Regions from separate parts of the Homo sapiens genome. Here region 2 is linked to region 1. Evidence: chromatin loops called from intact Hi-C (ENCODE). Cell type or tissue: PC-3. All regions are shown on one strand. Each heading gives the region's core, and the rest is flanking DNA. Links, peaks and the distances in the headings are about the cores only. Region 1 overlaps CDK19 (cyclin dependent kinase 19). Region 2 overlaps CDK19 (cyclin dependent kinase 19).

Region 1 (2,918 bases), core at 173-2,672:
TAATAAAATTATTTATATATATATACACACACACACACACACACACACACACACACACACACACACAAATTAGCCGGGAGTGGTGATACATGCCTGTAGTCTCAGCTACTTGGGAGGCTGAGGCATGAGAATCACTTGAACCCAGGAGGTGGAGGTTGTAGTGAGCCAAGATCACGTCACCGCACTCCAGCCTGGGTGACACAGTGAGACTCTGTCTCAAAAAAAAAAAAAAAAAAAAAAAAAAAAAGACTACATGAAACACACTTTGAATTTCTGCTTAAAAACCTAGGACATCATTATATGCTCATTAACATTCTAAATCACACACTCACCAGCACCATGACAGTTCCAAGAACATCCATATTTGGCATAAAAATGGGTGGCACCACAGTTCCAAGAAATCTCCCCCTTTTTCCAGGAATTTTCATGAATATTCCACCCTTTGGTTAAAGAAACCCATAAAGATAGAAACCCAAACCAGACTGCATGACTCTCTATTCATTTATTTTTTTTCAGATGGAGTCTCACTCTGTCACCCAGGCTGGAGTGCAGTGGCGCGATCTCGGCTCACTGCACCTCTGCCTCCCAGGTTCAAGCAATTATCCTGCCTCAGCCTCCCAAGTAGTTGGGATTACAGGCTTGCACCACCACAACCAGCTAATTTTTATATTTTTAGTAGAGACGAGGTTTTGCCATGTTGGCCAGGATGGTCTTGAACTCCTGACCTCAGGTGATCCACCCGCCTCAGCCTCCCAAAGTGTTGGGATTACAGGCATGAGCCACTGTCCCCAGCCAGATTCTCTCTTGCGTATACCCACACTCCCCTTTCTTGAGTTGTGTACTTTTCCCTCTGCAATAAATCTCCATACTTTTGCTATTTTTGACTCATCCTTTAATTCCTTCTCCCGATGGTGTTAGGAGCCTGGACACAGGGTGGGGTTGAGGTCCCACCAGCATCTGGGGACCTCCCTCAGCCCACTGGTATCAAAGTTGTATGCCTTTCTGTCCTGATAAGTAAGCAACAAGGAGGAAGGGGCTCCAGGTGGGGAAAAACAATGAACAATTGTTCTGAGACACTGCTAGTCACAAACAACTGGTGGGCACAATGACCTCATTTGGCACATAGCTCCCTCCCGCAAGACCCTGTAAAACTTCCTTCCAGCCCCTGCTCTTTGCAGACAGCCCCTCCCTCTGCTATGCTGTCTGTTGCAACAACATGTTTTCATACATTCTGTAATAAATCTGCCTTTCTTTACCCAGAACTCTTAGTAAAAACCTTGACTGCCTGAGACACTGGCCCTAGCTAGTCACACCCATGACATTTTCTCCAATTAACCTGCCTTTTGTGAGTTGATTTTTCAGCGAACTTTCAGAGAGTGAAAGGAAAGTTTTTCCCTTGGCCCCTAGATGGTGTATGAGTTGCAAGTTCGGTGTAATGGGACACCTGACTGCCCCTCATGCCAGTCTCTCCAACTAAATAGCTGTATCTATTCATTTAATAGATATGTTGGAAGGTTTATTATTTTTTTCCACAGACATCAGGACTCAGCTATGAAAGGTTTATTTTTAAGTCAACAGAACAATATGGACATAGAAAAGCATTTCAAAGAATGTTTGAATTTGGGGAAAAAAAGAAATACAGTAATCTGTCTATAATTGACTACAATTGGGTGACAAAGACTCTTTCCTTTGACAAAAACTGCAGTCAGGCTGCTCTCAGGCAGTCAAGGTTTTAACCAAGATGGTTTTGGGTAAAGAAAGGCAGGTTTATTACAGAAGGTATGAAAACATGTTGTTGCCTGGGGCAGCACAGTAGAGGAGGTGTTGTCTGCAAAGAGGCTGGAGGGAAGTTTTACAGGGTCGTGTTGGAGGGAGCTCTGTGAGTCTTCTGCTTGACTAGGCCTGACCTTGGGCTTTCCTCTGTCCTTGGAGAATCCTGTTAGAGCAAGAATCTTGCTAAGTTGGCTTGGCAAAAATCCCCCACCTTTAAAAGCTTATTACCCAGGCCTCCCTTCAGCCTAATACTATGCAGTCAGTTTAGCCAGAGACCTTTTATCCTGGATGTTTCCTCTTGGTAACTTTCCATCCACTGATCCCCACCCTGCTCTTTGGCTATACCTCTCCACTTGTCATGTAGGAGTCTGAATTGAGTCCAGTCTTCCTCCCCAACTGCCAGCCCCTGTTGCAGTGGTCCCTTTATGCACTAACATGGCCCCGCCTTGAATAAAGTCTGCCTTACCAACTTTAACAAGTGTTTAGGCAAATTATTATTATTTTTTAACACAGGTTAATATAATTCAATCAGACACACAAAGATGAACCAGTATATAGTAAGCATTTGTTGCTCATATAATGGAGGGGAAACAGATTTTATAACAAAATTCAAATATGCTCATGCTACTACCCAGCTAGCAAGCTGTTTTTAGTAGATCAAACTGAAGCCTAAATTTGTTTAATTGGAACCAAGTGGAAGTATTATGTACTCTTCTGCTTGCAGGGATATTCTGAAGAGAAGTTTTTCAGAGTAGTTGTGTGGAAACACATTAGTTTGTTGAGCTATTCAAAATGTGAAGGCAGTTTATGCAGCTATTTGTTATGTCTTTCTTGTTAAAGTTTCTCTTTATTGCAGTTCCTTATCAGTGAGTTTATGGTTCCCTTGCCAGAGGTTTTGTTTTCTATTATCTCTATCCTATGCACTCATCTGCAAGAGTTCCCGGAGGGACTGTGGTTCTAAACTTAAAACAAACAAAAAAACAAACAAACAAAAAACTTAAGTTTTCCCTTCTTCCTAGATGGTTTCTTAACTTGTTACTACCTTGAAAAAAAATTTTTTTTTCAAAATTTCCTATGGTTATCACAATGGGTATTTTTACCTCTCTCCAAATACCAATCCTTAGACTTAGCTCCTTTAATTTCCT
Region 2 (2,918 bases), core at 215-2,714, 64 kb after region 1:
GATGAAACCCCGTCTCTACTAAAAATACAAAAATCAGCCGAGCGTGGTACCGCATGCCTGTAGTCCCAGCTACTCGAGAGACTAAGGCAGGACAATCGCTTGAACCCGGGAGACAGAGGTTGCAGTGAGCCAAGATCGCACCACTGCACTTCAGCCTGGGCACCAGAGTGAGACTCTGTCTCAAAAAAACAAAAAACAAACAGAAATATGCCAAAACATTAACAATAGTTATTTCTGGGTGTGAGATTATGCATAATTTATATTTCTATTTTTTCTATTTTACAAGTTTTCTTCAATGAGCATTACTCTTATAATTTAAAAACAAATACATACACACACCAGAAGACAGAACTTTCCAGAAATCCACCTACCAAAATAAGACACTATCATACTATCTCAGCTTCTTTTTACATGGTTATCTGAGAAGGGACACAGTGAAAGGAGATGGCCATACTTGTACTTTCCCCATCTCTTGGCAAAATCAGATTTTACCAACGGACTTTAATCTCTTGTCTAACAAATGTTTGTTCAACATGACATCATACAACTACAAATACGTGTAATCATACTTAAACAGCAATTAAGTAGACCATTATTTTCCTGTGTCTCATATTATATGATAACATCTTCCATGCCAGATACTCACAGCATAGTAACATGATCCCACTGGAGCCTAATGAAGAATGTTCAATGAACATGCCAATATTTTATCTGAGCTCCTTTCAAAGCATGTAAGTAGCTATTTTTAAAGTGTCCACTTTTCACTGTCCTAAATGTAAAATAATCTACAGTTAGAATTCTAAACTTTCTCTAGATCCTGACTCAATTTAGAGAGTCTGTACTAGACTAAAAATTCCAGAATCCATTCGTATTTTTATGTATACATCTTTCTTCCCTTTTCACTTTCTGTTCTCCAAGTCTATGATGCCCTCATGGGTCCCTGACTCCTTTTTCAAGGGCATTCTGAATGGAAAGATCCTCTTATACTTCAATTACTCACTTATCTCAAAGTAAATCCAATTTTCTATTCTTTTTTGATCTCTTTTAAGTAACAGTGTGATTCATTTGACCATCAATCTTTCCCCTCAGTGAGAACAGTATCACCGACTTTATTTTAGAAAGCACTGAGTATCATTTTTTAAAATGTCTTAACACCTCTTTCCCCTTCCCAAAGAACTGAAGGTAAATGAAGTAGGGTGTTTTATGGCAAATAGGAGATTTGCCTAATTCCAAAATGTTCCAATACTCCTAAAACTGTAAATTAAGAATTAGTATTTGAAAGTTGACACTTTCACACCTACGACAGGCCTTTTGGAAGCTGCTCTTTATAAACACATGAGATTCATCATAACCTTCCAGCAGGTGGCACTCATACTCTGAAAAGGGGTCTGTACAGACTAACACAGCTCTGGTTCAAGGTGGCCCTAAATCTTCTGCTTCATTTTACTTCAGTGACACTTCCTGGTTACCAGTCATAAGCTCCAGGGAGGTCAATGTTCCCCTTTGCCACCCAGTTGAAATGACAGTGAGGCAGTAAGTAAAATGCAAAAAATATAGGTTTTAGAATCAGAGGCTGAGTTTGAATCCTGTCTTACTAGCAGCAGTTAAGACATAAGGCAAGTTGCTTAACTCTTCTGAATCTCATAGAAGAATAAGATGTCTACTTACAAACATAAACAGTTTCCACAAAGAATAAATTAATATAAATAGATTAAATACACAGCACAGTGGGCCAGGCACGGTGGCTCACACCTCTAATCCTGGCACTCTGGGAGGCCAAGGCAGGTGGATCACCTGAGGTCAGGAGTTCGAGACCAGCCTGGCCAATATGGTGAAACCCAATCTCTACTAAAAATACAAAAATTAGCCAGGCATGGTGGTGGGCGCCTGTAGTCCCAGCTACTCGGGAGGCTGAGGCAGGAGAATCACTTGAACCCAGGAGGCGGAGGTTGCAGTGAGTCAAGATGGTGCCACTGCACTCCAGCCTGGGCAACAGAGCAAGACTGTCTCCAAAAAAAAAAAAAAAAAAAAAAAGTACATAGCACGATGCTTGGAACGAATTAAGCATTTGACAAATTATAGCTTTTATTATCATTTTTAACCACCACTATTTGCAAGAATGTTATGAAGAGTAAATCGGATAATCCAGGTAGAATGCCTGGCATTGTTCTTGATAAACAGTGGCTGTTGTCATTGTTGTACTTAAGTGAAAATTTCAATGCTAACCACTCCGGTTAGCTTTGACATCAGAGATACTTAGAGAGTGAGGCTGAGTTGGAAAATGCCACAGCATTTCCTTGCCAAAGTCCATGAAACACCCACTTAGTAGTTTCTATAATAATAAAATGGCTATATGAAAGTTATTTCCTTTCCCATTTTTCAACAATCTGGTTTCATTTTCTCTCTGACTTTTAAATTCTGCATGTACTTGGTCTAAGAGAGATATCTGAAACCAAGTAAGCTTTGCGATAAATAAGAAATTCACATCTCCTTGACTATGAGAGCATACCTATTCTTTTTTAGTATAAGTATTTAATCTTTTTTTTTTTTTTTTTTGGAGACAGAGTCTCACTCTGTTGCCAGGCTGGAGTACAGTGGCGTGATCTCAGCTCACTGCAACCTCCACTTCCCGGGTTGAAGTGATTCTCCTGCCTCAGCCTCCCGAGTAGCTGGGATCACAGACACATGCCACCATGTCTAGCTCATTTTTTGTATTTTTTTTTTTTTTAGTGGAGATGGGGTTTCACCTTGGCCAGGCTAGTCTCAAATTCCTGACCTCAGGTGATCCACCTGCCTCAGCCTCCCAAAGTGCCGAGAATACAGGCATGAGCCACCATGCCCAGCCTTAATCTTTTATTAACATATCCCATGAGAAAATTGGATATACTTCTTATAAATCAAGGGCACTCTGAATATAC

What was found. A loop is a pair of places that touch in the nucleus more often than their neighbours do. Peaks named below come from ENCODE experiments on the same cell type or tissue, not always from the same donor. Only the 100,000 strongest peaks of a DNase experiment are listed, where the experiment ranks them.
Region 2: a loop joins it to region 1, with 2.7 times the contacts of the local background. A loop is called at or near these places in 4 of 110 quality-filtered maps.

What each region holds. Positions count from the first base shown.
Region 1 is chr6:110,617,639-110,620,556 of GRCh38, forward strand. All of the region lies in intron 12 of CDK19 (cyclin dependent kinase 19), which reads right to left. Among named protein-coding and RNA genes, the nearest start is that of SLC22A16, 140 kb to the left of the region's middle. In PC-3, for the core only: a CTCF peak has its summit at 1,400; no DNase peak of the experiment used is centred there; H3K27ac peaks cover 1,192 bases.
Region 2 is chr6:110,681,164-110,684,081 of GRCh38, forward strand. All of the region lies in intron 2 of CDK19 (cyclin dependent kinase 19), which reads right to left. Among named protein-coding and RNA genes, the nearest start is that of CDK19, 130 kb to the right of the region's middle. In PC-3, for the core only: a CTCF peak has its summit at 1,362 (motif pointing right); a DNase peak (open chromatin) is centred at 1,388; H3K4me3 peaks cover 673 bases; H3K27ac peaks cover 1,514 bases.